Regions from separate parts of the Homo sapiens genome. Here region 2 is linked to region 1. A link is an interaction called in ENCODE POLR2A ChIA-PET data of the cell type or tissue named here. Cell type or tissue: Caco-2. All regions are shown on one strand. Links, peaks and the distances in the headings refer to the core of each region. The heading gives the core; the rest is flanking DNA. Region 1 holds the start of LOC124905350 (a long non-coding RNA gene). Region 2 has its middle 5.8 kb from the start of DTYMK.

What was found. Peaks named below come from ENCODE experiments on the same cell type or tissue, not always from the same donor. Only the 100,000 strongest peaks of a DNase experiment are listed, where the experiment ranks them.
Region 2: POLR2A ChIA-PET joins it to region 1 with 10 read pairs; 8 of 35 experiments call an interaction of 5 or more read pairs at or near these places.

Annotation. Positions count from the first base shown.
Region 1 is chr2:241,840,304-241,849,957 of GRCh38, reverse strand. It overlaps LOC124905350 (a long non-coding RNA gene), which reads right to left and starts at 5,791. Exons shown (of 2, transcript XR_007088410.1): 1 at 5,480-5,791; 2 at 3,478-5,393. It overlaps PDCD1 (programmed cell death 1), which reads left to right. Exons shown (of 5, transcript NM_005018.3): 5 at 1-74. RefSeq lists silencers at 6,647-6,941, 7,873-8,032 and an enhancer at 6,572-7,269. In Caco-2, for the core only: no CTCF peak of the experiment used is centred there; a DNase peak (open chromatin) is centred at 5,727; H3K4me3 peaks cover 629 bases.
Region 2 is chr2:241,688,105-241,697,188 of GRCh38, reverse strand. It overlaps a transcript of ING5 not described here. Among named protein-coding and RNA genes, the nearest start is that of DTYMK, 5.8 kb to the right of the region's middle. In Caco-2, for the core only: no CTCF peak of the experiment used is centred there; no DNase peak of the experiment used is centred there.

The DNA.
Region 1 (9,654 bases), core at 952-8,951:
GGCTGGGACAAGGGATCCCCCTTCCCTGTGGTTCTATTATATTATAATTATAATTAAATATGAGAGCATGCTAAGGAGTTCTGTCCTGTCTGGTGGCTGTGGGGGCAGTGGGCAGGAGGGAGGGAGGCCTCCAGGGAGGGACAAGGCGGCAGCCAGGCTGAGGCTGTGTGTGGAGGGTGCTGGTGGCTCCCCTGGATCCTGGCCTGAGTCAGGCCTTCCCCTCGCTGTCCCAGAAACACACAGGCCCTCCTCGCCCTGTTTGCCCCACTCACATGTAGAGCCCTCCGGTGAAAAATTCCTCCAACATCACGGGGCTGGGGACACCATCTTCCCCAAGCCCAGGCCTTTTAGGGGGGTCCCACGGCCCCCTGGCCCCAGGCTTCCTGGCCAGGCATGGGTGTCCCTGAGTGACTGTGCCTGCTCCATAGCCCCCGTGTCCCCATGCCTACCAGTCCCTCCGGGCAGGGGTGGTACCTGGTGCCAGGGCGTCCACAGCGGGGTGGGAGGGCTGCCCTGGGCTATGAGGGACACAGCATCTGCGGGTCCCTCCCTAAGTACACAGGGTGGGGGCAGCGGGGGAGGCGGGGTCACGTCTGCTGGAGCCCTATCACCCTGCTGCGGTCCTTGGCAGCTAGCAGCAGGGACGGTGCAGGGAAAGGAGCCCTGCCAGGCCCTCGGGCACCGCAGCCAAACACCCACTGACACCCCGGGGCTCATTCTCTGCTTGCCATCCTGGAGCCCAGTCCTGGACCCCATGCCTGTGTCAGGGACAGGCACAGAGACCTCGCAGCTCTGGGAACTCCCGGTGAGATCCGGCAGATCAGGCCTGGCAGGGAACGCTGCCCGGGGGCTCTGCACATGATGTGGGTTTCCATCCGCAAAACCCGATAGGTCCCATGGAAAATGACCACAGGCAATGAGAAAGCCATAGAGTGCTGCCTGTGAGATCAGCGTCCAGAACTCACAGCTCTCAAACACCCACTCACAGCGCAGCGCGCCAGCGTCCAGAATTCACGGCTCTCATTCATCCATTGACAGCGCAGCGCGCCAGCATCCAGAACTCAAGGCTCTCAAACACCCATTCACAGCGCAGCGCGCCAGCATCCAGAACTCACGGCTCTCATTCATCCACTGACAGCGCAGCGCGCCAGCATCCAGAACTCAAGGCTCTCAAACACCCATTCACAGCACAGCGCGCCAGCATCCAGAACTCACGGCTCTCATTCATCCATTGACAGCGCAGCGCACCAGCATCCAGAACTCAAGGCTCTCATACACCCATTCACAGCGCAGCGCGCCAGCATCCAGAACTCAAGGCTTTCATTCATCCATTGACAGCGCAGCGCGCCAGCATCCAGAACTCACGTCTCTCATTCATCCACTGACAGCGCAGCGCGCCAGCATCCAGAACTCAAGGCTCTCAAACACCCATTCACAGCGCAGCGCGCCAGCATCCAGAACTCAAGGCTCTCATTCATCCATTGACAGCGCAGCGCGCCAGCGTCCAGAACTCACGTCTCTCATTCATCCACTGACAGCGCGGCGCGCCAGCATCCAGAACTCAAGGCTCTCAAACACCCATTCACAGCGCAGCGCGCCAGCATCCAGAACTCAAGGCTTTCATTCATCCATTGACAGCGCAGCGCGCCAGCATCCAGAACTCAAGGCTCTCAAACACCCATTCACAGCGCAGCGCGCCAGCATCCAGAACTCAAGGCTCTCAAACACCCATTCACAGCGCAGCGCGCCAGCATCCAGAACTCAAGGCTCTCATTCATCCATTGTCAGCGCAGCGCGCCAGCATCCAGAACTCAAGGCTCTCAAACACCCATTCACAGCGCAGCGCGCCAGCATCCAGAACTCAAGGCTCTCATACACCCATTCACAGCGCAGCGCGCCAGCATCCAGAACTCACGTCTCTCATTCATCCACTGACAGCGCAGCGCGCCAGCATCCAGAACTCAAGGCTCTCATTCATCCATTGACAGCGCAGCGCGCCAGCATCCAGAACTCAAGGCTCTCAAACACCCATTCACAGCGCAGCGCGCCAGCATCCAGAACTCACGGCTCTCATTCATCCATTGACAGCGCAGCGCGCTAGCATCCAGAACTCACGTCTCTCATTCATCCACTGACAGCGCAGCGCGCCAGCATCCAGAACTCAAGGCTCTCAAACACCCATTCACAGCGCAGCGCGCCAGCATCCAGAACTCACGGCTCTCATTCATCCATTGACAGCGCAGCGCACCAGCATCCAGAACTCAAGGCTCTCATACACCCATTCACAGCGCAGCGCGCCAGCATCCAGAACTCAAGGCTTTCATTCATCCATTGACAGCGCAGCGCGCCAGCGTCCAGAACTCACGTCTCTCATTCATCCACTGACAGCGCAGCACGCCAGCATCCAGAACTCAAGGCTCTCAAACACCCATTCACAGCGCAGCGCGCCAGCATCCAGAACTCAAGGCTCTCATTCATCCATTGACAGCGCAGCGCGCCAGCGTCCAGAACTCACGTCTCTCATTCATCCACTGACAGCGCAGCACGCCAGCATCCAGAACTCAAGGCTCTCAAACACCCATTCACAGCGCAGCGCGCCAGCATCCAGAACTCAAGGCTTTCATTCATCCATTGACAGCGCTGCGCACCAGCGTCCAGAACTCACGTCTCTCATTCATCCACTGACAGCGCGGCGCGCCAGCATCCAGAACTCAAGGCTCTCATTCATCCATTGTCAGCGCAGCGCGCCAGCATCCAGAACTCAAGGCTCTCAAACACCCATTCACAGCGCAGCGCGCCAGCATCCAGAACTCAAGGCTCTCATACACCCATTCACAGCGCAGCGCGCCAGCATCCAGAACTCACGTCTCTCATTCATCCACTGACAGCGCAGCGCGCCAGCATCCAGAACTCAAGGCTCTCATTCATCCATTGACAGCGCAGCGCGCCAGCATCCAGAACTCAAGGCTCTCAAACACCCATTCACAGCGCAGCGCGCCAGCATCCAGAACTCACGGCTCTCATTCATCCATTGACAGCGCAGGGCGCTAGCATCCAGAACTCACGTCTCTCATTCATCCACTGACAGCGCAGCGCGCCAGCATCCAGAACTCAAGGCTCTCAAACACCCATTCACAGCGCAGCGCGCCAGCATCCAGAACTCACGGCTCTCATTCATCCATTGACAGCGCAGCGCGCTAGCATCCAGAACTCAAGGCTCTCAAACACCCATTCACAGCGCAGCGCGCCAGCGTCCAAAATTCACGGCTCTCATACACCCATTCACCCCATTCACAGCACAGTGCGCTAGGAGACGGAGTGGCGGGCGATGTTTCATCTAGGACAGCAAGAGAGAAGATGCTCCCGGCATAAACCTAGCCAGAAACGTGGGAAAGCTGCCGCAGAGGCTGAACTCAATCAAAGGCACCCTGACCCCCGGGCCCCGAAGAGGCGCCACAGCTGCAAACATGCACGTTCTTCCGATACAATTTGTAAATTTAATACGATCCCAGTAAAAACCACAGTTCTGGAACTACCATGCTCATATGGAAAAATTAACAAGCAAGTAACAGCCAAAAAAACCATGAAAAGAAAGTGAAAGAGGACCAGCTTTATGAGCTCAGGGGAAACTTACTGTAATGAAAACAGGGTGGGATAAGCACCAGAAGACACAGGAACAGGCCCAGTCCCTGCGACCCAAATCAGTGAGGGGAAAAACGACTTTTTAACCAACTGCCCAGGGATAGGGATAGCCATCTGGAAAAGTATTAAGTTAGACTCATATGCACAAAATCCCAAATGCAGCAGAGAGAAAAGCATACAAAAAGAACCCTGGCCGCGCGTGGTGGCTCACGCCTGTGATCCCAGCACTTTGGGAGGTCGAGGCGGGTGGATCACAAGGTCAGGAGATTGAGACCATCCTGGCTAACACGGTGAAACCCTGTCTCTACTAAAAACACAAAAAATTAGCCGGGCATGGTGGCGGGCACCTGTGGTCCCAGCTACTCGGGAGGCTGAGGCAGGAGAATGGCGTGAACCCGGGAGGCGGAGCTTGCAGTGAGCCGAGATCATGCCACTGCACTCCAGCCTGGGCGACACAGCAAGACTCCGTCTCAAAAAAGAAAAAAAAAGGAACCCTACAAGAAACAAGAAACCGTGGGTGCATTCTTGCAGTGTGGGAGGGGAAGGCATTCCCAATGAATAAAGGACATCAGGCAACAATTAAAGAGAAGACTGATACACTGAACTCCATATATTGGAAAACAAAAAACTTTAGCTTGGCAAAAAAAATCATAAACAAACTGAGGGAAAATGTTTGCACCACCACAAAAGAGCGAATATGCCAGTCGTAGGAAGATCTAAGAGTCTGGAAAAAGCAAGGTCAAAAATACACGAGAAAGTGCAGGAGACATAACCCAACAGCTCAGAGAAAATGTGTGTGCGTGAGCCTGTGTGTGCACGTGTCTACACGTGTGTAGACATATGTGTGCATACAAATGTGTGTATGTACATACACAGGGGTATGTGTGTGGGTGTGTGTGTACAGGTGTGCGGACGTGTGTATCTACAATATATGTATATACGGCAGTGCCTGCGTGCATACCCATATCCCTTAAACAATGAAAGGTTGTTCAGGTTCTCTCAACAAAAATACAAGTTGAAACTACATCCACCAGGCTGACAGAGCTCTGACAACGGTGCGGCTGTTGGCGAGGCAGCAGGGAGCAGGCCTGAGGGGCTGGCGGGGAAGCCGAGCTGGAGACGCACCGGTGCTGTCTGGTAGGCGGTGGGCACTTGCCCTTTGCCCCCTCAACCCCCATCCTCGTCGAAACACTTCCCAGAGGTCACCGGCAAACATGTGCAGACGCAGAGCCCACGAGCTCACGGCGCTGGCTCGGCAACGGCAAAGCCGTCCAAAGCCGGCCGGGGGCTTGAGCCCGCCCCGGAGCCTCCATCAGCTGAGAGCTGGGGCCGCGGGAGCAGGGAGGAGGCTCAGGGCTCCCCACAGAGGGTCAGGTCACTCAAGACCATGAGGGGACACACGCGCAGGACAGAACAACTCGCTGTCCCCAACTTGCTGTCGTGTGAAAATGACACGGCAGCAGTCTGAGCATCAAACAATGCCAAATTAAAATTAAAAACCTAACTGAGGCTTGGCACGGTGGCACTTTGGGAGGCCGAGGCGGGAGGGTCGCTTGAGCCCAGGAGTTTGAGACCAGCCTGGGCAGCAAAGTGAGATCCTGTCTCTAAGGAAAAATTTTAAAATTAGCCAGGTGCGGTGGTCCCAGCTCCTCGGGAGGCTGAGGCGGGAGGATCCCTGGAGTCCCGGAGGTGGAGGCCGCAGTGAGCCACGATGGTGCCACTGACTCCAGCCTGGGCGACAGAGCAAGACCCTGTCAAAAAAAAAAAAAAAAAAAGCCTAATTGATTGACACACTTTGAGTACGTTAAAAAGAACATGAGCTCAGATCGATACTCACAAAAAGAGACAAGGCGGGCGGGGAGGGAGGAAGCGGTCGCTGTCCCCGGGCGTCCGCGGTGTGTTGGCGGCTGAGAGACCGCGGCGCAGTCAGCACTTCGCCTCCCGCCTTCCCGTCAGGCCGCCCCGCGCCGCCGCGCACTCACTTTTTCCGTCCCCGGCTGGCCCCGGGCCTGTGTCGCCGCCGGGCTGCGGCTGCGCTCCCGCCCCACCCACGCGCCCCAGGCGGGTCGGCCCGGCCTCGCACAGCAGCTGCGGCGGCTTCAGGAGCGCCCTGGGTGTGGCCGGGCCTCGGGGCTCCCCGGGGGACAGTGCCGGGAGGAGGCCGGGGCGCGTGGGACCCGGAGCGAGAGAGGCGCGGCCCCGCCCCGTGTCCCAGGCCCCTGAGCCCGGCCAGCTCCACCCACGCCCGCGCCCCCGCGCCCCCGCGCCCCCGCGCCCCCGACCCTGCAGCGCCGCCCCCACCCCTGCGCCCCACCCCAGCCCCGCCCACACCCACCGGCCGGGTCTGCGGAGTGCGTGGGCGTTGGACGCCTTACTCTGCACGGGGGACCGCGGGTCCTGTGGGCCTCGTGGATGGAGCCCGGGGTCCTTGGAATTGGGCGGGGTGGGGGGGAGTCCGCCCAGGGCTCCCAGCAGGAGCGAAGGTGAGCGGGGGGCCTCTGAAAGGGAACCCACCCTCGGGCTACAGGAGACCGGGCTGGCGATCTGGGTGCAGCGCCAAGGCCCTGGGGGCTGGTGGGGCCGCATGGGGGGCTGCGGTGTGAGTCCTGGTGGTCTCTACCCTCGTGCGTCAGGGCTCCAGTGTGGACAAACCTCGCTCTGAGTCTGGGTGAGGCTCCTGAGATTCTGGAGAGTTCAGGATGTGGAGGGTCCTCTGGAGGGTGACCGAGGCCGTGTGACCACACCATCGCCGTGGCCCCCTCGACTGTGGCACAATCGCTCCCCTTCTTGGGTGGATCTCCGCGTGTTCTCCCCATACCTCTGACCCCAGTCAGTCTGCCGCACCCACCAGTGGGGGCCCCTGTGTTTGTCCAGCCTTAGAAAACCTGGCCGGGGTGTGGCCGGAGGGGCACTGCCGGTGCCACTGGCCAGGGCTGTGAGAGCGCAGGATGCCTGCCCCGGGCACGGGGGCACCGTCGTCCCCAACTGCTTAGCCACAGAATCCAAGATTGGTTTGGGGTCTTCAGTTTTTATCTCAATTCAACCTGCAAAACCAAGTTATTACATACATGGAGGAGTATTCAGCCTTAAAAAGATGGAAGTCAGTGCACCCCATTCCCAGCAGCGCAATTCACAATCAGCGGCCATGTGGAAGCAGCAGCTCCGTGTCCACCGCCGGAGGAAGGAACGGACAGCACGGTGATTCCGCACAGAGGGAGTCACCTCAGGAAGGAAGGGCTCCCACACCCGCCGCAGCGTGGAGGAACCTCGAGGACGTCACACCGAGGGGCACAAGCCACAAAAGGACAAACACTGTGTGACTCCCCACACACGAGGTCCCCAGAGTGGGCCGGTTCATAGGCAGAAAAAGCAGACGGTGGGGCCCGGGGTCGGGGGAGCCAGCGGGAAGTGAGTGTTTAATGGGGACACTTTCTGTTTTGCAAGAGAAAAAGAGTTTCTGTTTCTGGGCTGGGAGGTCAGCCGCTGAACCGCTGAACCACAGTTGCTGGGCGGGGAAAGTGGGCCTCGACCACTGCCTGGCCTATGCAGGCTGCCCCGGAATCAGGGGCAGGGGCAGGAGCGCCGGGTGTGAGACCTCAGCCCATGGCAGCCTTCGGCCTCGCTGATGGACAGAAGGGGAAACTGAGGCCCAGGGAGGTGTAGCTGTAGTAGTGAGAGTTCTCTAGAGAAATAGAACCAATAGGCCGGGAGTGGTGGCTCATGCCTGTAATCCCAGCACTTTGGGAGGTCAGGACAAGCAGATCACTTGAGGTCAGGAGTTCGAGACCAGCCTGACCAACATGGAGAAACCCCATCTATACTAAAAATACAAAATTAGCCGTGGGTGGTGGCGCATGCCTGTAATCTCAGGTACTTGGGAGGTTGAGGCAGGAGAATTGCTTGAACCCAGGAGATGGAAGTTGCAGTGAGCCGAGATCGCGCCATTGCACTCCAGCCTAAACAACAAGAACAAAACTCCGTCTCAAAAAAAGAAAAAAAAAAAAAGAACCAATAGAATGTGGAGACAGAGAGAGAGAAACTTACTTGGAGAAATTGGCTCACATGACTACGGCAGGCAGGCAGGCTGGGGACGCAGGAGGAGCCGAAGTAGCCACTCAAATCCAAAGATGCCTGCAGGCAGGATTCCATCCTCCTTTCTCTCCTTTCTCTCCGGCCTTCATAGACTGGATGAGACTCCTGTGTCGCGGAGGCTGACCTGCTGATTCAAAGTCTACTGATCTCAGCGGTAATTTTATCTTCGAAAAATACCTTCACTGAAACTTCTGGACTGCTGTTTGACCAACATCAGAGTCCTGCGGCCTGGCCAAGCTGACACAGAATGAACCATTGCAGGCCGAAGGAGGCGGAGCAGGTGGCACGCAGGACCCCAGCTCTTCCAGGAAGTCTGGGCTTGTGGGGGGAATGGCCGGTGCGGCAGGGGGTCCCTCAGCCAAGGCGGGCCTGCAGCCGATCACGTTTTCACAAGTCCATTGGCCACGTGGATGCCCTCAAGATTATACTGATTGTCATCCACTTTCTTCCTTCTCTTTTCTTGGAATTTTTATAGCTACACTTTTTTAAAAATTAATAGGCTCTACTATCTAAAGCAGTTTGGGGTTTATGGAAAAGCTGAGTGGAAAGTAGACGGAGCCCCCATGTGCCCCTCGCCTCGCCCCTCACACACACTCTGCACCCCTATTGTTAGCGCCTTTGCCTTGGTGCTGGGTCCTTGCTGTGCGACGAATCTGCACTGACCTGGCCCCATCACGCAGGGTCCACAGCTCGAATTGGGGGCCAGTCTTGGCGTCTTGCGTTCCGGGAGTCCTGGCAAGTGCATGAGGTCAGGTATCCACCATGATGGTGTCAGGAGAGGCTTCCCTGCCCCGAAATTCCCCCGAGCTCCACTATTCACCCCTCCCTTCCCTGGCAACCACTGAGGATTCTTACTGTCTGGGTAGATTGCCTCTCCCGGAATGTTGTATAGTTGGAATCATACAGCATGCGGCCTTTTCAGATTAGCTTTGAGAACTAAAAATAAAATTCTAAGCTCCCAGTCAACTAAAAGGACGCCTGTTAGCCAAGGAGACCCCAGAGAAACCTTAACACCTGAGTTCCCAGCTAGGACGGGACAGGAGGACATATACAGCTCGTTAGAGCCCCTCCCTTTTGTGGTTTAGACACAAATGCCCAGAGTGAATGTTGAAATAGAGACCATAAGATTGGCAGGATTGGGCCAGGCGTGGTGGTTCACGCCTGTAATCCCAGCACTTTGGGAGGATGAGGTGGGTGGATCACTTGAGGTCAGGAGTTCAAGACCAGCCTGGCCAACGTGATGAAACCCCATCTTTACTAAAAATAAAAAAATTAGCTGGCCGTGGTGGCGGGCGCCTATAATCCCAGCTACTCGGGAGGCTGAGGCAGGAGAATCGCTTGAACCTGGGAGGCGGAGGTTTCAGTGAGCCGAGATCGCACCACTGCACTCCAGCCTGGGAGACAGAGTGAGACTCTGTCTCAAAAAAAAAAAAAAAATTGGCAGGGCTGAATACAGCAGTAAGATGCCAAATTATCAACAGGACCTGAGGCTGCACCAGGCAGGGTGAAGTCACACACGCTGCACTGACTTATGTCCTGCCTGCCATGAGGTTTTCTTTTTTTTTTTTTTTCTGAGGTGGAGTCTCACTCCGTTGCCCAGGCTGGAGTGCAGTGGGGCCATCCCGGCTCACTGCATCCTCCGCCTCCCAGATTCATGCCATTCTCCTGCCTCAGCCTCCTGAGTAGCTGGGATTACAGGCATGCACCACCACACCCGGCTAATTTTTGTATTTTTAGTAGACAGGGTTTCACCATGTTGGTCAGGCTGGTCTTGATCTGACCTCGTATTCTGCCAGCCTCGGCCTCCCAAAGTGCTGGGATTACAGGCATGAACCACCGTGCCCTGCTGAGGTTTTCTTTTTCTCTAGCAGCTAAACAAGCACCAGCCTCTAGGGAAGCCACATTCACACAGCTGCATCT
Region 2 (9,084 bases), core at 78-8,077, 150 kb after region 1:
GCTAGGATTACAGGCATGAGCCACAGCCCCTGGCCACCCATGTACTTATTAAAGAGCATCTTGGTTACTTCCAATTTTTGATTATTATATTATTATTATTATTTTGAAACGGAGTCTGTCTCTCTGTCACCCAAGCTGGAGTGCCGTGGCGCAATCTCGGCTCACTGCAACCTCCGCCTCCTGGGTTAAAGCGATTCTCCTGCCTCTTCCTCCCAAGCAGCTGGGATTACAGGTGCCTGCCACCATGCCCAGCTAATTTTTGTATTTTTAGTAGAGACAAGGTTTCGCCACATTGGCCAGGATGGTCTCTATCTCTTGACCTTGTGATCTGCCCGCCTCGGCCTCCCAAAGTGCTGGGATGAGAGGCATAAGCCACCACACCCAGCCTTGGTTATTATTATTTTTAGAGTCAGGGTCTTGCTCTGTCACCCAGGCTGAAGTGCAGTGGCACAATCATGGCTCATGCAGCCTCGACCTCCTGGGTTCAAAGGACCTGTTGCCTCAGCCCTCAATATCTGGGACTACAAGCACACACCATGACACCTGGCTAATTTTTAATTTTTTTTCTGTAGAGTTGGGGTATCTATGTTGCCCAGGCTGGTCTCCAACTCCTGGGTTCAAGCACTCCTCCAGCCTCAGCCTCCCCAAGTGCTGGGATTACAGACATGAGCCACCGCACCCAGCACTTTTGCCCATTTTTTCATGGGGTTGTTCTTTTACTGACTCACCATTTTTCTACTACTTTTCATTCTGTTTTGTTTTTTGTTTTGGGGGGTTTTTGTTTTTGTTTTTGTTTTTGAGATGGAGTCTTGCACTGTCACCCCGGCTGGAGTGCAGTGGCGAGATCCCGGCTTGTTGCAACCTCCACCTCCCAGGTTCAAGCGATTCTCCGGCCTTGGCCTCCCGAGTAGCTAGGATTACAGGCACCCACCACCACACCCGGCTAATTTTTTGTATTTTTAGTAGACACGGGGTTTCACTATGTTGGCCAGGCTGGTCTCGAACTCCTCACCTCGTGATCTGCCCGCCTCGGCCTTCCAAAGTGGTGGGATTACAGGCATGAGACACCGAGCCCAGCCTGTTTTGTTTTTTGAGACAGGATCTCACATTGTCGCCCAGGCTGGAGGACAGTGGTGTGATCACAGTTCACTGCAGCTTGACCTCCTGGGCTCAAGCAATCTTCTTGCCTTGGCCTCCGCAAATGCTGGGACTATAGGTATAAGCTGCCGCACCCAGCCTGTCTTACATTTTTAGCTGAATACTCCTTGTGAGCATCTGGCCCTGCTTTACTCACCCTGCTTTGTCCCACTGACTAGATCTATTTCATTGTAGTGGTGTATCAGACTTTAACAAACTCTTTACAGATGTTCCCAATATTTCAGTATCATAAATCATGCTGTAATGAACATGGCTATACATAGAACTGCAAGTATCTGTTCCCATTATGTATCACCGCCTTACAGACCCCTGAAAACTTAGTGGTTTAAAAGAACCATTTTTTTTTAGACGGAATCTTGCTCTGTCACCCAGGCTGGAGTGTGGTGGCGCGATCTCAGCTCACTGCAACCTCCACCTCCTGGGTTCAAGCAATTCTGCTGCCTCAGCCTCCTGAGTAGGTGGGACTACAGGCGCGTGCCATCATGCCTAGCTAATTTTTGTATTTTTAGTAGAGATGGGCTTTCACCAAATTGGCCAAGCTGGTCTTGAACTCCTGACCTTGTGATCCACCCACCTTGGCCTCCCAAAGTGCTGGGATTACAGGCGTGAGCCACCGTGCCGCCAAGAACTATTTTGTTATATGTGACAGCGTGCCAGGAATTTCAGCAGCTCCACCAGGTGACTGTCCTGTCCAGTGTGACAGAAAAGAGATCACTGGGGTGGCTGGAAGGCTGATGTCAGCTGGCACCGTGGGCCAGAACACCCACATGTGGCCTCTCCAGCACAGCAGTCTCAGTAGCAGCGGGTCTCACAGAGTCCCAGGAGGCTGGGGTGGAAGCCACCGGCTCTTGTGACCTCACTTTGGTAGCCCTAAGACATCACCTCACTACATTCTATTGGTCAAGCAAGTCACTGGGGCCGACCCAGGTTGAATGGGAGAAACATTATACCCACAACTAACAGTGGGAGGAGGAGCAAGAATACCACATTGTCTTACCAGTCCTTTTTTTTTGAGACGGAGTCTTGCTCTGTCGCAAGGCTGGAGTGCGGTGGCGCAATCTCGGCTCACTGCAATCTCCTCCTCCTGGGTTCAAGCGATTCTCCTGCCTCAGCCTCCCAAGTAGCTGGGACTACAGGCGCCCGCCACCAAGCCCTACCAATTTTTTTTGTATTTTTAGTAGAGACCGGTTTTCACTATGTTGGCCAGGCTGGTCTCGAACTCCTGACCTCATCATCCACTCGCCTCGGCCTCCCAAAGTGCTAGAATTACAGTGTGAGCCACCATGCCTGGCCGAGTATTGCACATTTTAAGTGCTGATACTTATAAATGAATTGCCCAAAGGGAAGGTTATACCAACCAGCATGGCCACTGGTTGCTTTCCATACTTCTGCCAACCCTAGATTTCATCAGGCTTTTTAAATGTTTAACCTTCGCTAACTCATTAGAGGGGGGAAAAAGCCAACCTTAAATATTTTAATCACATTTATTTCATTTTAAGTGAAGCTAAACTTTTTTTTAACATATTTGTTGCCTATTTGTGGTTCTGTCCTTTTCTCCTTTATATCTTTTACTGATTCTTTTTTTTTTGAGATGGAGTCTCGCTCTGTCGCCCAGGCTGGAGTGCAGTGGTGTGATCTTGGCTCACTGCAAGCTCTGCCTCCCAGGTTCATGCCATTCTCCTGCCTCAGCCTCCCGAAAAGCTGGGACTACAGGCGCCCGCCACCACGCCGGGCTAATTTTTTGTATTTTTAGTAGAGATGGGGTTTCACCATGTTAGCCAGGATGGTCTCGATCTGCTGACCTTGTGATCCGCCCGCCTCGGTCTCCCAAAGTGCTGGGATTACAGGCGTGAGCCACCGCGCCTGGCCATCTTTTAGTGATTCTCTGTGTAGAAACTGGTCTTCATGTATTTTGTCTAAAAAAAAAAAATCTTTATTATTAAGGGTTATTGGCCCTCACATATCATATATTAAATATAACTCTCCCAGAGATCAATTTGTCTTCTTTCATTCACACACACAAAACTGGCAAACCCTTTTGAAGGGACCCTGTTTTAGAAACTGCCAGAGAGGGCCAGGCGCGGTGGCTCATGCCTGTAATCCCAGCAATTTAGGAGGCCAAGGCGGGTGGATCACCTGAGGTCAGGAGTTCGAGACCAGCCTGGCCAACATGGTGAAACACCCCGTCTCTACTAAAAATACAAAATTAGCCAGGCATGGTGGTGGGTGCCTGTAATCCCAGCTACTCGGGAGGCTGAGGCAGGAGAATTGCTTGAACCTGGGAGGTGGAGGTTGCAGTTAGCCGAGACTGCGCCATTGCACTCCAGCCTGGGCGACAGAGCAAGACTCAGTCTCAAAAAAAAAAAAAAAAAAAAAAAGAGTTGTATTTCTCAGTGCAACAACTCTAATGTGAACAGGCGGGACAGCACACTCCATGGGGCCTCTCAGGGACCCACATTCCTTCTTGTATGGTGTCTGTCCACAAAGGGCCTTGCCATCGTCTGCCTGGTCAAGGCTGGGTTGCAACAAGGGGTATGTCGGAGAGCGTAGGGGATGCAAGCCTGCTGTGTGAAGGTCCACATGCCACATCTACCTGCAAGGAGGGTTGGGAGTTTAGCAGAGCAGTGAGTACCAGCACAACTCGAAGCTCCTGGGAGCAGGTGAGGACATGGACTGAACTGTGTCCCTCAAAATTCCTGTGTTGAAGCCCTGACCCCCAACGTGACTGTTTGTAGATAGGGCCCTTAAGGAGCTTTGCTTTTTTTTTTTTTTTTTTTTGAGACAGTCTCGCCCTGTCGCCCAGGCTGGAGTGCAATAGGGCGATCTCAGCTGCAACCTCCGCCTCCTGGGTTCAAGCAATTCTCCTGCCTCAGCCTCCTGAGTAGCTGGGATTACAGGCGCCCGTCACCACACCCAGCTAATTTGTGTATATTTAGTAGAGACGGGGTTTCACCACGTTGGCCAGGCTGGTCTCGAGCTCCTGATCTCGTGATCTGCCCGCCTCTGCCTCCCAAAGTGCTGAGATTACAGGCGTGAGCCAACGCACCTGGCCAAGGAGCTAATTAAGGTTAAATGAAGTCCTAATGTGATAGGACCAACAGTTTTCATGTGTCTGCTGCACAGTTAACAGACCCATGATGCTCAGACAGCAGGGTTTGCAGCAGAGAAAGAGTTTAACAAGGCCCAGGTGAGGAGGTGAAAGGAGACGTCTCCTCAAATACATCTCCCTCAGGAGTTCTGAGCTAAGGTTTTTAAGGGGATCATGGAAGGTGAGGGGCTGGAAAATGGGGGTCGCTGACTGGCCAGGGTAAGGAGGATGATTCACTAGAATGTGGAAACTGCATTCCTTGCTGAGTCAGCTCCTGTGGGGTCCTTCAGAGCAGCTGGCATCAGTACTTTCACTGGTATGCAGGGCCTGAAAGAATCTCAGGCTGGGCGTGGTGGCTCATGCCTGCAATCCCAGGGCTTCAGGAGGCCGAGGCAGGATGACCGCTTGGGCCCACCAGTTCAAGACCAGCCTGGGCAACAGGGCAAGACCCCGTCAGTATTTAAAAAAAAAAAAAAGCCAGATGTGTGTGCCTGTAGTTCCAGATACTTCAGATGCTGAGGCAGGAGGATCACTCGAGACCAGAACCTCAAGGCTGCAGTGAGCTACGATTGTGCCACTGCACTTCAGCCTGAACAAGAGTGAGACCCTGTCTCTAAAAAGAAAAAAAAATTAAAATAAAAAAAAAATCTCAAAGGGAAAAGTTAAGGTTTCATAATGTTCAAGTTGTTATCTCTGGAGCAGTTAAGGGTAACTGTAATCTTATAACAAGAGTCTACCTGATTCTGAGGCACGAGGCGCCAGCTCAGAGGGGCTCACCACATGACTGGTGCTGCGTGTGCTGCAAGCTCGGTTATTCCATTTCCCCCTCCCCTCTTCCTTGATTAATTTTGTGTTTTTAGTGACGGTTTTCTTTTTTTATATTTTTTTAAAAATTGAGACAAGGTCTCACTCTGTCACCTGGGCTGGAGTGCAGTGGCGCAACCATGGCTCACTGCAGCCTCAACCTCCTAGGCTCAAGTGATCCTCCCACCTCAGCTTCCCAAGTAGCTGGGACTATAGGCACGCCCACCTATTTATTTTGTAGAGATAAATAAATCTACAAATAAGTCTATGTTGCCCAGGCTGGTCTCAAACTCCTGAGCTCAAGCAATCTACCTGCCTCCCAAAGTGCTGGGATTGTAGGTGTGAGCCACCATGCCTGGCCAGGGATGGTTTCAATAAGGGTGCAACCCTAATCCGATAGGGCTGGTACCCTCATGAGAAAAGGAAGAGGTACCAGAGCATTCTCTTTGCTATGTGCAACTCTAAAAGACAGCCCGTACCAGGCAGCAATCTGTCGGGCACCTTAATCTTGGACTTCCAGCCAATAAATGCCTATTGCTTCAGTTCCCCAGTCTAAGGTAGTCTGTCGTGACAGCCCCAGCCCACTGACGGTGAGAGACTTTATTCCCTGCGTGGTGGAAGTTGCAGCACACTAAGAAACAGGGACTAGCAAAAGAGCTTTCCTGCTCCTTCAGTTTTTTTGTTTTTGTTTTTTTTTTTTGAGACAGTGTCTCACTCTGTCACCCAGGCTGCAGTGCAGTGGCATGATCTCAGCTCACTGCAACCTCCACCTCCCAGGTTCAAGTGATTCTCCTGTCTCAACCTCCCAAGTAGCTGGGATTACAGGCATGTGCCACCACACCCAGCTAATTTTTGTATTTTTAGTAGAGACGGTGTTTCACCATGTTGTCTAGGCTGGTCTTGAACTCCTGACCTCAAATGATTCACCCACCTCGGCCTCCCAAAGTGCTGGGATTACAGGTGTCAGCCACAACACCCAGGTCCTTTTTTTTAAATGGAAAATCTCAAACACAAGAAAGCAGATAACCTGGCTGGGTGCGCTGGCTCACGCCTGTAATCCCAGCGCTTTGGGAGGCTGAGGCAGGTGGACTCACCTGAGGTCAGGAGTTCAAGACCAGCCTGGCCAACATGGTGAAATCCTGTCTCTACTAAAAATACAAAAAATTAGCCGGGTGTTGTGGCGGGCGCCTGTAAATCCCAGCTACTTGGGAGGCTGAGGCAGGAGAATCGTCTGAACCTAGGAGGTGGATGTTGCAGCGAGCTGAGATCACACCACTGGACTCCAGCCTGGGTAACAGACCGAGGCTGTCTGGGAAAAAAAGAAAAAAAAAAAAAGCAAGCAGAGAACCTAATGAACCCACGAACCCATGTGTTCACCTGCATCTTTCTGCAATTATCAGCCTGTGGCCAACTCCATTTCACCTGTATCTCTGACCACACAGACCCAGCATCCCACCATTTCCCCTATAAAGTGGATGTACTCACCTATCAGGCCTCCAGAGTCTCGTGGAGTGACTCTTGCTCCCATTGCTCCTGGACAGACAGTGCTGGAAATCAGGCCTGAGGCTGTCAGTGGCAGTACGAAGGACACTGGATGCTCAGCCACGCAGACCCTCCTATGCCCACGCCAGGGCTGAGGTCAGCAGGCTGGGGTGTGGCAGTCATCCTTTGATCACGCAGGAACACCAAGAGAACTGCTAGGATGTGGACCAACCTGATGTCACTGAGTCACGGGAGCAGCTCCTGCCTGCCTAACACTGGACTTCATGTAATGTCAGATGATTAAATATCTTAATGCTGTGAGCCACAGGAGGCTGGCTGGTATTCTGCTACCTGTGCTAAAAGGTATCCTAAGAGAGGTACACCATGCTGGAATAGGCAAAAGCAAACCTGTTTCTTGTATCTTAGTAACACACTTCAAGGTGCTTATGTGCTTGAGCAATTCCTGCAGTCAAATGGGCCCTCCACCCCCCAGTACACAAGGCCCAGCCAGCCAGATTCCCTCCATCTTCACCCTCCTCCCCCGTCCCAGGGGAGCCAGGAAAGCCATGCATCCACCAAGGCGGATGCGCTGTGTCCCTCTGCATCAGCCTGCTGAGTCCTCCTGGACCTGATGAGAGACAGTACCGCAGCCTTGCCCAGCCCCGGGAAGGTGGTCTTCCTTCCTACAATCCCCTTCATCCTCTGGAAGGTGGTCTTCCTTCCTACAATCCCCTTCATCCTCTGGAAGGTGGTCTTCCTTACTACAATCCCCTTCATCCTCTGGAAGGTGGTCTTCCTTACTACAATCCCCTTCATCCTCTGGAAGGCAACAAGATGGAATTTTATAAGGAGACATCAATCAGAAAAAAGGATATTACTTTTATTACTTATCTATGTAAGGGAATAGTAAGTACTATTCTTAGTACTTGTAAGCGTTCGCTAGGTTGTGCTGTGGTAACAAAGGATCCCGAAGTCTCAGTGACTCGAAATCACGATGGTTTACTTCTTGCTGGTGCTGCCCATCAGCTACAACGGCTGTACTTCATGGGCCTTTGTTACAGGATCTGGGGTGAAAAACCAGCCCTCACTGTGCACATGCTGTGTTCATGCTGGGGGCAGAAGGGGAGGGACCAAACCACAAAACACCCTTTAAAGCTTCTGCCTGAACAGGGCACATGACAGCAGACTACTTTACATTACCATTTGGAAGTCTCACCACTAAGCTTGACGTAAAGGAAGAAAGGGTAGGCCAGGTGCAGTGGTTCACGTCTGTAATCCCAGCACTTAGGGAGGCTGACGTGGGCGGATCACCCGAGGTCAGGAATTTGAGACCGGCCTGGCAAACATGGTGAAAACCCATCTCTACTAATACAAAAATTAGCTGGGCGTGGTGGCAGGTGCCTGTAATCTCAGCTACTTGGGAGGTTGATGCAGGAGAATAGGTTGAACCCGGGAAGTGGAGGTTGCAGTGAGCCAAGATCATGCCATTGCACTCCACTCTGGGCCACAAGACAGAAACTCCGTCTCAAAAAAAAAATTAAATTAAAAAATAAATTGGCCGGGCGCAGTGGCTCACGCCTGTAATCTCAGCACTTTGGGAGGCTGAGATGGGCGGATCATGAGGTCAGGAGATCGAGACCATCCTGGCTAACACGGTGAAACCCCGTCTCTACTAAAAAATACAAAAAAAATTAGCCGGGCATGATGGTGGGCACCTGTAGTCCCAGCTAGTGGGGAGGCTGAGGCAGGAGAATGGGATGAACTCGGGAGGTGGAGCTTGCAGTGAGCCAAGATTGCGCCACTGCACTCCAGCCTGGGCAACAGAGCAAGACTCCATCTCAAAAAAATAAAATAAAAATACAAAAATTAGCCGGGCGTGGTGGTGGGCGCCTGTAATCCCAGCTACTCAGGAGGCTGAGGCAGGAGAATAGCTTGAACCCGGGAGGTGGAGGGTGCAGTGAGCTGAGATCGCGCCACTGCACTCCAGCCTGGGGGACAGAGCAGGACTCCGTCTCAAATAAAATAAAAGCAATAAAAGTAAATTAAAAAGGAAGAAAGGGCATAACTGGTAATAACAATATAACCCATATCCTTCCAGAACCCCAAACTGAATTGGGGAGGCTTCAGTCTGGAAAACATAAAGCTACTCTAGGTATGCAATGATAATATAATCGCGAGCTTACACAAATGCTGGGAGTAAAGTCCGGGAAATTGTTGCCAATGACCTCAGCCCAAAGCACTGAAGTGGGTGGTGGTCTCAAGAGCTCATGGGGAAAAAACCAATGCAAACTCAACACTTAGAAAGCTACCAGCAATTTCTTGGTCTACATCAGAGGCAGGTGGTTCTGAAAACAGAACAGCTTTGAATTTCATCTATATTTCTGGCTGAGGGTGCCTCCCAAGAATAATCGCCTCGAAAGGTAAGAGTGCCTCGTCTGGTAGACTGTAATCCAGGGCTACACAGATGATTCTGGGAAATGCAGTTCCTACCATTTCTTCTGCTAAGCAGAGAAAGTGATGTCTAGCTGACAACTGACAATATGGCACATATA